2 separate regions of the Mus musculus genome follow, and region 1 is linked to region 2. The links are chromatin contacts, found by Hi-C or POLR2A ChIA-PET in ENCODE. All regions are on one chromosome and are shown on one strand. The core of a region is the stretch at or near the end of the contact, and the rest is flanking DNA. Distances in the headings are between cores, read along the strand shown. Region 1 has its middle 70 kb from the start of Sertad2. Region 2 holds the start of Sertad2 (SERTA domain containing 2).

Region 1 (5,359 bases), core at 1,376-3,875, 71 kb before region 2:
TCTTTATTGTGCTCTTCTGCAAACTGTAAACTAGCATTTGCTGTTTCCACTTCCATTTCTCAGATACTGAAAATAAAGCCCATCTCAGTTAAGTATTTGGCCTGGGTTTTGTTCCAGTTAGCCAGAGACAGAGAAGAAACGTGGGACTCCCTGGGTTCCTCTTGTTGCTGAGCCATGCTTTCTCCTCTGTTTAGATATCGTTAGAGGACCAGAAAGTGTGCTCCAAGCACTGACAGCATCCCCTTGTCTCTTAAATGTGTCAGTGTTAGGATTTAGGTGAGCCTCTGAAGCAGGCACATCCCAGGTGTGAGCATCATCTGCTTCGTGGTCTTGATCAGATGTTGCCCCAGCAGTGTGTGTGTGTGTGTGTGTGTGTGTGTGTGTATGTGTATGTATGGGGTGATTGAAGGAAGTTATGGACCTGGCCCGTTTTCCTTTGCCTTTCTAACTGGAAGCACAGATTGCTTTCTGTCAGGGAATTTCACGAATGGGCGAATGTTCATAAGCCATATTTTTCCTTTATAGTGAAAAATGTAACAAAATCTCTCCCCAGTGGACTCAGTTAGAGTGTGGTAGTACGTGAGTGATTGCTTCCTGAATCGTATATAAACGTAGCCCTAGCAACTCTTCAAACGAAGTTGTTATAAAACATGATCACTAGACCAAAATATATACGTGCTTTGAAGTTTGTCCATAATTCTTGTTAGTGAATATTTGCAGCACTTGGAGGAGGGTTCTGTAAAGACCAGAACGTCTGCTTTAAGATGTTTCCCCAAGATTAAATAAAGGATGAAGTTTGTGTGACCGTCTGTCTACTTTTGAGTAACAAAGTGAAAGTGTGTTTTGATCAGTTTGCTCAATCTCAGTGACACATAAGAAGTTAAGTGTGGTGCACACACACCAAGAGCTTTTATTGTTTTAGTGCTCCTGAATATGACTAAGTGTGCATGAACTCATGCCACATAAAGAGTCCAGGGAGGCTGGCCATTGCCATCTTGGGTTTGGTGGAAATTGGCAGCCCCCCTCCCCACCGTCTCCCACACCCCCTGTGCCCCTGTCAAGACTTCTGTGCATTAAAATCAGCAAGAACCTGTAGACATGGAGCTAGCCTGCTCTTTGCTACTGAGTGTTCTGAAGCATGGAGAGTAAGTCTGTATGCACCAGGTAGTTAGAAAGATTCATTAACACAACGACCTTATTGCCCACGTTGCCTCTGAAAGCTACGGAAAATTGAGAGGGTGAACTTAATTTCTTGCTAACTGGTGGAGACAAAACTAAGGTTTAGAAGTCAGCATTTCACTCTGGGAGGAGGAAGCTGAAGGGCACTGATAAAGATGGGACTTGTTGGGGCTGGGGTGATAGTACAATCAGTCGGTAAAGTGCTTGCTGGCAAGCAAGAGGACCTGGGTTCAGATCCCCAGAACCCACATTTTGTTTGCTTTCTTTTTTAAAATTACTTTTTGTGTGTGCGTGTGTGCCTACATGAGTTTATGTGCACCATGTGCAGGCAGGTAACCAAAGGGCTCAGAGGGTGTTTGAACCCATAGAAGAGGCTTTTCAGACACGTGTGAGCTGCTGGGTGTGAATGCTTGGAACTCTGTGGAAGAGCAGTAATGGCTCCAACCACACCCCGGAGCAGAGCCCACACTGCAGTCTCAGTGCCAGGAGAGGGGAGATAGGTGGATTCCTGGAGCTCACAGTCTGCCCGCCTGCACAGGCCTCCTGATGAGTTCCAGACCAGGGACAGACCCTGGCTCAGAAAAACAAAACCGAAAACAAAAACAAAGAGTAAACCAAAGAAGCGTTTTGAAAGGTGTTGATTAACCACAGTAAACTGTGCAGATCAGAAGGAGAAAGCCAGGACCCCAGCTTACTTGATTTTGAAGTGTATGTTTAGGGAATATAAAGTAATGTTGATTTTCACTTATCCTTAACAAGATGTTTTAAAATCTTACCCATTAAAAATACAAATATAGGGATCTGTTGTTAAAAAGTGTTTTTCTAACATATACCAAGCCCTGGGCTCTGTCCTTATTTCCACATAAAACAGGGTCTGGTAACACATGCTCAGAATCACAGCACTAGGGAGCTGGAGGCAGGAGGATTAGAAGTTCAAGGTGCATAACCAACCTTGGCTAGGAGCCTTTCTCACAAAAGAAAAAAAAATGCCAAAATTATTAATTTATACATTACTTTAAGAAGTTAACCTTGACACCCTGTAGGCAATAAAAAATACATTTAAATAACGCTCATAATTTATTAGCAATCTCAACTAGAATCTGTAAAATTAAACAGTATCCAAACACATTTTGTAGTAAAAGAAACATATCTTACTGAATAACTTTACCATAACCAAAAGGATTGTTTATTCTGCATTTTATTTCACTTAAGGGGGGGTGGGAAGTTGTGCTCTGACAGATGACACTACCAGTTTGTAAATCGGTAGCCTGCTGAAAGAATAGAGGTGAAGTACACAAACCCGGCCCAGACAAAGAACACAAGTCACTGCACACCATCTTCCACTTCTTTCTCTGAATGACAAAGAAAAGGAGCAAGTAACAGCTGCCAGCTAGAGTCATTTCTGCGGAGACCATGTAACAGTGTGCGGCTGCTGCGGGCTGGCTTGCATAGTGAGGGAGGGGCGCTGCGCGGGGTGGGGCGGGGCCTGAGTTGCTGTGAAGGGCGTGGCCACGCAGCTAAGAGCAGCCTGGCGCTTTGTGCTGGATCCCACCTTGCACGGGTGGAAGAATTGACATTTGTGCTCACAGGACCAGCAGCCATGATCCATCCCAGCCAGCTTTAGTTTTTTTCTTTAAGACAAAGTGGGAAAAAAAACCCAATTCCTAAAGTGTCCCAGTTTATCATTTTATAGCAGTGGACATTTCAGCTGTGCGTGCAATTGTTATAATTGTAAACAAATAGTTCTGGGCGGAGGCCAAGTTAGATAACTGCAGTCAGGAACCAAATGGTGCTTCTACTGTAATGAGTAAAGCAAATGACCATGCTGTCCTATCCACAGTAGAACACAGAAAATGTTCATTTTAATTCTTAATTAAGATATCATCTTAAGGGGCTGGAGAGATGGCTCAGCAGTTAAGAGCACTGGCTGCTCTTCCAGAGATCCTGAGTTCAGCAGTAGACATGAACCTAAGGCCTGTTAGGCAAGCATTCTACTGTTAGTCCTCATTCACACCACCCTTGGCCGAAAGAAGGTGGTTTTTTTTTAACATTTATTTTTATTTTATGTGCGTGTTTTGTCTGTGCACCACATACATGCCTGGTACTTACAAAAGCCAGAAGAGGTTGTAGGATCCCCTGGAATTAGAGTTATAAACAGTTGTGAGTTACTCTATGGTTGCTGGGATCAAAGCATTGAGCCATCTCTTTAGCCTGATTTATTTTTAAGTGCTTGAGTGTGTACGTGTGTGTGTGTGTGTGTGTGTGTGTGTGTGTGTAGATACCACAGTTAAGTACATGGGCTCTGGTGGTCCCACTCCCTTAGACCAAGGTGCATAACCTTTTTTGTAAAGGGGTCATTTAGTAGAGACTGCACTTCTTGTCCTGGGAGCTAATTTCACTTGAGCTTTCCACAGGCATCCCTGTGAACCATGAGCAGCCTGCTGTGTTGAGTTTAGATATTGTGGGAGTGGCCCTAGTGCTAAGTGTTCCATCATTTGAAAGCCTCAGAAGACGCATAGGAGGCAGCCCATTTTGCTAAGTGTGGTGGTCTAATTCTGGCACCGGGGAAGCTGAGGCAGGAAGATCTTGAGTTTGAGGTCAGTTTGGGTCACCTAGTGAGTTTTAGGATAGCAACTCCTGGAATTGACTCTGCAGCAGAGCCTAGCTAGCCTTGAACCTCTGACCTTTCCTCTACCTCCTGGGCACTATGATTCCAGGTGAGTGCTGCCATTCCTGGCTTTCAATATTTTAAGTGAGAAAAATGACACTTCTGATACTAGCCTTTAACTCCTGGGAATACACTTTAAAGAACTAATGTCAGGTGAGCAGTGAACTCTGGAGCCTCTCTAGGTGTGCTGCTAATCGTTTGGGTGGTCTCCAAGGTGCACCAACTTGATAGAGTATGAGGAAACCTGTGTTGCTTGGTAGATTCTTCCAGAGTGGAGCCAACAATATTGTGTAAAAGGTCAGTGCACTATACTGCAGGACACGTTCAGATATACAGAAAAGCCTCATCCTAGCATCCAATAGGACATATGGAGGATACTTGGTATATGCTTAGAAGAAGAGGACTTCTCTTTAGTCTAGAAACCAGTGCTCCGTTGCCTGGCCTGGTGTAGAGTATGCTCAACTGCAAACACCTCAGCAGCATCCAGGTATTGTCCAGGGACCCTGCCCTCACCAAGGTCTGCAGGATTGAAGAACTGGACAGAGTGTTTTAGGGTTTACTTAAAAAACAAAACCTCAGCTATTCTTTGACAATGGTCTCACTATTACTCTTTTGCTACCCTGTATCGCATGATTCTAGTCAGTATAGAGACAGAAAAAGACTATTATAAATGGTGGATGCATACTTGAACTTTGCTGAAGAAACTTTAAAGTTCCTGCCTTCACTTACCAAATTTACCCTCAGATGTCTTTTATTTCATTTTATTAGTGAAGGCCAAAATAGAATTTGGTTAGGGTTTCTGTTGCTGTGAAGAGACACTGTGACCAAGGAACCTCATAAATGACAACATCTAGTTGGGGCTGGCTTACAGTTTCAGAGGGTCAGTCCATTGTCATCATGGTAGAAAGCATGGCAGCAGGCAGGCAGGCTGTGTAAGAAGGGGCTGAGAGTTCTACATCTGGATTGGCAGGCAGCAGAAGGAAGAACAAGACACACTGGCCAGACTAGAGCTTTTAAGACCTCAAAGCCCACCCACAGTGACACACTTCCTCTAACAAGGCCACACCTACTCTAACAAGTCCATACCACCTAATAGTGCCACTCCCTGTGGACCTATGGGCGCCATTTTATTCAAACTACCACACATTTCAATACCATATTTTTTTAAAGATTTATTTTTAATTTTATATGTATGGGTGTTTTGCCTACATATATGGGCACCACAAGCATGCAGTGCCAGCAGAGACCAGAAGAGAGTGTGAGATCCCGTAGAACAAGTTATAGACAATTGTGAGGTACCAAGTGGGGTACTGAGAATCAGACTTCCATCCTATACAAGAGTAGAGTGAATAGGAATGGTACCATAGGCTCATATTCTTGAATGCTCAGTCACCAGGGATTAGAACTGTTTGAAAGGATTAGAAGGATTAGTAGGTATGGCCTTGTTGGAGGAAGTGTGTCACTGGAGGTGAGCTTTGAGGTTTCAGAAAGCCCATGTGAGGCCTAGTCTCT
Region 2 (5,227 bases), core at 1,477-3,976:
TCTGTAGAAGTAACTATTATTTTTCTCTATAAAGAAAAAAAAAATCTGGCCCAGCCTGATTGTGTATACCTTTACTCCCTGCAGAGGTGGGAGGCGGGGGCGGGGCGGGTTGCGGGGGCAGGGGAAGGCCAACTTGGTCTACATAGTTCCAGGACAGATGGAGCTATGAAAAGAGAGCCTGTTTCAAAGTAAAAGCCTTCAGTCTTTGAGTATACCTCAAAAGTTCAGGGAAGGTGCCCTGAAGAGATGGTACCGCAGTTAAGAATACTTACTGCACTTGTAGAGGACCCCAGATTGGTTCCCACCACCACAGGCGCTCACAGTATTCTGTAACTCCTGTTCCAGAGGATCTAGCACCCTCTCTGGCCTCCATAGGACCAGAGCATGCACATGGTTCCCAGATACACCCTTACTCGTAAAGTTTTTGTTTTTGTTTTTAAGTACAGGGCGATCTTCCTTTATCTTTAAACGTCTCAGATTAGGCAGGATTGGCTAGATTGCTGTGCCTGGCGAGAAGGAGCAGGGAGACAGAAGTACCTGATGTTGGACCACACTGGCAGCTGTTGACGCTGCCACTTCACACTTTGACTAATTGGTCAGATATACCAGATTCTAGAAGTTGGTTAAGTGAAATTGTAACTCATGCACTGATAAGCCTCTAAGTCTTCAAAAATAGAACTGTGCGATATCTCACCCCAGAAGCAACTCTGGGCTGCTTTCCTCAGAACTCAGACTTTTAGGTAAGCATACATAGAACATAGACTTCAGACAACATGTGTTCGTTCTGTTGACACACTAAGATGTTATTTTAATTTTGGCTTTCCTTTTGTGCAGGAACACTGTATTTGGGTAGCCATTTGTTAAAAAATATCCAAGTGTCATAAAATTCTGTGTCTTTTTGCAAACTTCAATTCATGAATAACAGTTTCAATTCATTTTAAATTCAACAGAACTAAATACCTCTGGCCTCCCACAAAGACATCACAGGAAGATTATTGTAGCTACTATTTCAATGGCGGTTTCTTAAAGTGAGCACTCAAAGTCTAAGTGAGTGGGTAATTAGAGCCAGGAGGGGTTAGTGCTGTCTCCAAATGCAGAACTCTAGAAATGAAAACCATCTTGGCTCTCCAGCAAAATGTGTGAAAGTTTATGCCACTGAGCAAGACCTCATACTCTATGCGATGCCATTTTGTGCTATTATAATGACTTGCCAGAGAGATATACAATTAGCTGATATTGGTTATACCTCATGAAACATGTATATGAGATTTTGATAATGCCAAGGATTTGCTAAAAACAAACAGCAACAACAACAAAAACCTTTTTACTTCTCTAATTAATAAAACCTGACATTGTCTCCTTTACCGTTTAGCACACATCATAATAATAATTATTATAATTATTAGAGACACATTCTCACTATTTAGTCCTGGCTGGCCTACAACTGCCTATGTAGACCAGGCTGACCTTGAACTAAGAGAGATCTGCCTGCCTCTTCCTACCTAGTGTAGGGGTCCTACAACTGGTGATGGCTCATATTTAATTTTGATAGGATCATCAACTCGATTGATAACAAATCATTACAGAACAGTTTGAGTTGGAATAAATTTGTCTTGATGTTTAAGACCTTTATGTTAGGTCTTAAAGCTTTATTGTCCTTAAATACAACTAGTGTCATGGACCATTAAACAGCAAAGTGGTCTGAAGAGAAATTATTGATTGGAGTGGCAGCCAAAATTTTAAAGTGCCTGAATTTCTTTTGTAATATCTTTATGTAGAATGCATATGCCATTTTAAAGGTAATGATAAATGTTCCTGTTGAGCTGTCCCTGGCCTCTTAGTTCTCTTAAATTCGAACCACTTAGGCACATGCTAATACTAAGGACAATATAAAGCTCCTTGCTAAGTTTGAGTAGTTAAAAACATTAAGGATTTTTTGTTGTTTTGGGGTTTTTTGTTTTTTGTTTTTTAAATGGGAAAGATAAGGCTATCAGCGTGAAACTTGTGGGCAGAGGACCACGCCTCCAGTTCCCTGTGTTCTCCAAGCGTGGTCTCCCTCTGGTTGGCTGCATGGTCTCCATAAAGGATGCAACTCTGGTATGTCCGACCGACTCCAAAGGTACTAGTTGGTGACTCATTTCAACTTCTGTCGTCAGCTCCACACGGAGCCCTTGGCCCCTCCCCCCATTCCCATATCTCCGAGGGCCATTGGTGGACCCTATCCTCCCGCCAGCCGGCCCAAGTGGCCAAATAGCTCGGATGCCTGTCATATTTGTGGTCGCGCTCCTCTGCGGACTGTGCCAGCGCTGCCGTCTTTGTCATCACCCACTCTGTCATGTCTGTTTTCCAGTATGTGGGGGCCATTAGTGGTAGTAGTGGCGGTCCGGCTTGGGCGCTCCCATTTCTACCTCTCCTATTTAGCTTTCAGTCCACAGAAGAGGCTGCATAAGCTTGGTGTCTGTCCGCCGCTTCCTGAGAGTTCACCCTGAGGGAATCTGCATTTATGGCACTTGGGCGGGCCCGGGGCGGGCCCTGCGAAGCTGAGGCGGGTCCGGACCGGCTGGAGGCGGGGCCTACGGAGATCTGGACCTGAAGGCACGGGTGGGCGGGACCTATAGTAGGAGGTGGGAGGGGCAGGGTGGGGCCTATACTGCAGGGGCGGGGCTGGTGGGGCGGGGCCCGGCCAGGCAGGGGGTGGGGCCTACGGGGCCTGGCCGGAGCTCGCCAGAGGCTCGCAGGCGGACGTCACTCCCGCACGGCGAGTGCTGGAGCACGAGCTGTACCTCTCTCGGCCCGGGCGTCCACTCCGCCCGCCTCCTGCTTCCTCCAGGCTGCCCGCCGCCTCCACCATTGTATAATGTTCCCGACTCGCAAGCAGAGGACGCCGGAGTCGTAGCTCCGGCCTCGCCGAGCTCCCTGCTACCGTCGGCCCCGCGGCGGGGGCGCCCCGCATGGAGCGGGCATAGCTTGAGGGGTGGGCGGAAACCCCTCCGATGCGTTAGCTCCTGGTGGACCTGCTTGTGGTGAGTTCCGGGCCGAGCTGGAGGCTCCCCGGGGTTGGGCTCCGGCGGGCGAGGGGCGGTGCTGGGCTGGGCCAGGCGGGAGCCCAAGGCAGCGGAGGCCGGACCGGGCAGGTTGGGGAGCACCCGCTGGCCGCCTGGAGACCCCGACTGTCACGACCTGGGGCGGGGTCCGGGCGGCAGGGGCCCGGAGCTTTTGCCGTCACAGCTGGTGTGTGTGTGTGTGTGTGAGTGTGTGTGTGTGTGTGTGTGCGCGCGCGCGCGCGCTCGCTGTGGTGGCTCTGGTGCTGAGAACGTGCGAGACTTTTTTTTTTTTTTAAAGATTCCGGTTGCTGGCAGGGAGGCTGCTTCACTTTTGAGTTCCGTGTCTGGGTTTGCATCCAACTTGCTATATTGTGTTTCGAGAGTTTCCCGGTGGTTTTGCGTTAAAACAGTTCTCTTCACCCTCTTTTCTTCCGTGCCCAAGTGAATTGATTTTGGATCCAAATGTTTATTAAACTTAATGCCTTCCTGGTTTTTAAATTAGAAATCTACAAGTCATCTTGGTGTTAACCGCCTATGACGGGGCAGAGGGGGGGCGGTGCTGAGGGGAGCCAGCTGTCCCGACGCGTAGACTTTGTACCATTGACACTGGGCACTTCAGAGGACCATTGCGTCGAGAGAAAGTACTGAATTGTTCATATTTTTCTTAACTATAAATTGTCTTAGCTTTAGCCGGAATGGTAGCAAATCAGTAGAGTTGAAAATTGAATTGTAAGTTTCGCAAAGCAGTGAGACTGTTTTAGAATAACTTTTTGCTCGCATCTAGGTAGTTTCAGGAGTAGAAAGTCGGTTTTGCAGGCACTGAGTGGAGGGCAGTCAGCAGGGACAGACTCAGAAACGGCAGATTTTATTTAAGTAGAATCAGTCAAACCCTAGCTGGCTTTCAGGAACAGTCGTTGTTTTCAAGCTTTGTTCTTGAAACGTGCTTTTGAATTCCTAGTATTTGTTAAGAAGTGTTCAGAACCTATGGAAAAGGGCCTGGAGGTTGTAGTCACCAGTAGGATGGCCCAGGCCCTAACTGTTCAGAATTGCTTTTTGTAATTTTTGTGACTGGCAGGAATGAGGTGGGCCTGGGCTCCACTTAACCTCCTGGAAGGCTCCACACCAGAGAGCCCTGGGTCTGCTGCTGGGTTAGTTGCTTACCCAGTGGCTACTTCACCAGAGCCCTTTAATATCATAGTATCCCGATTTGAGGGTGAAGTTATTAAGATTTCAACTCTGGCATGAGCAAGAATAATTGTGGATCTTTACTTTCCTGATAATTTTATAAAAATTTCCTTTATTTGAAAATACACATTGCTGGCCTGGGTTGTGCTGGCATACACTTACAATCCTAGCACTAGTGGATCTGTAGGAACTCAAGACTAGCTTGGTCTACACAGTGAACTCAGGGCCATCCAGTGATTGTGTTCAGGTTAGGAAGGGTTTAAAATGATGTCTTTCCTCTCCTAATTAAAATACGTTCAACTGTTATGTATGCTTCGTGGACTTGGTAGCTCACCTTCCCTCCCTCTCCACCCAGGTCTGTTCCTTACTTTATTTCAACAGGTAGGGACTCACATTTTATAGTAACTCACTGTGTAGCAGGAGGTGTCCTAGGAATAGTTTTATTGTCATGCAAGTGTCACAGACTGGTAGGTAACAGCTGCTCAGGCCAGCTTCTGATAAAAGAACTGAGAAAAGAGTTAGACTCAGATTTAGAAACTCTCGCCCATTGCTGAGTTACCCTACATAACAGCTTTTTAAATTTAATTAAGGAACAGAAATAGAAATTTATCCAGTTACCACAACTAAACAAAGTGGACATGACAAACAAGCATAGTTTTTTTTGTTTGTTGTTTTTAAGTCACTTAAATTTACCAGTGATAGCTGACCCTTATTGGGGGGGAGGGCGCATTTTAAACAGTACTCCCATGGTAAAGTAAAAGTTACATAGCTCTAGCGTGCCTTACTTAAAATGTTCCACTCTAGAAACTAAGAACCGTAGTAAGATCTGCACCATTTTACAGCCTCCTTTTGCTGTGGTTTCTTATTAAAGAACAATAGGAAAAGCATGAGCAGTTAGTTTGGATTTCCAAGACAGGGTTTCTCTGTGTAGCCCTGGCGGTCCTGGAACTCACTCTGTAGGCCAGTCTGGCCTCGAACTCAGAGATTGGCCTGCCTCT

What was found. Hi-C counts contacts between places; a loop is a spot of excess contacts on that map. ChIA-PET counts read pairs that join two places held with the same protein, here RNA polymerase II (POLR2A).
Region 1: a loop to region 2 is called in a map of v-Abl transformed pro-B cells, with 2.3 times the contacts of the local background. The contact joins the enhancer-like site here to the promoter of Sertad2 in region 2. A Hi-C loop is called at or near these places in 2 of 37 maps with a recorded cell type or tissue (T-helper 2 cell and v-Abl transformed pro-B cells). POLR2A ChIA-PET finds 5 or more read pairs at or near these places in 4 of 5 experiments (Patski and embryonic stem cell).

Annotation. Positions count from the first base shown.
Region 1 is chr11:20,558,811-20,564,169 of GRCm38, forward strand. It overlaps a transcript of Sertad2 not described here. Among named protein-coding and RNA genes, the nearest start is that of Sertad2, 70 kb to the right of the region's middle. Within about 2 kb of position 2,626, at least 1 of the 3 ENCODE cell types and tissues checked has a DNase peak (open chromatin) inside an H3K27ac peak, as active enhancers do.
Region 2 is chr11:20,629,251-20,634,477 of GRCm38, forward strand. It overlaps Sertad2 (SERTA domain containing 2), which reads left to right and starts at 2,727. Exons shown (of 2, transcript NM_001038625.1): 1 at 2,727-3,023.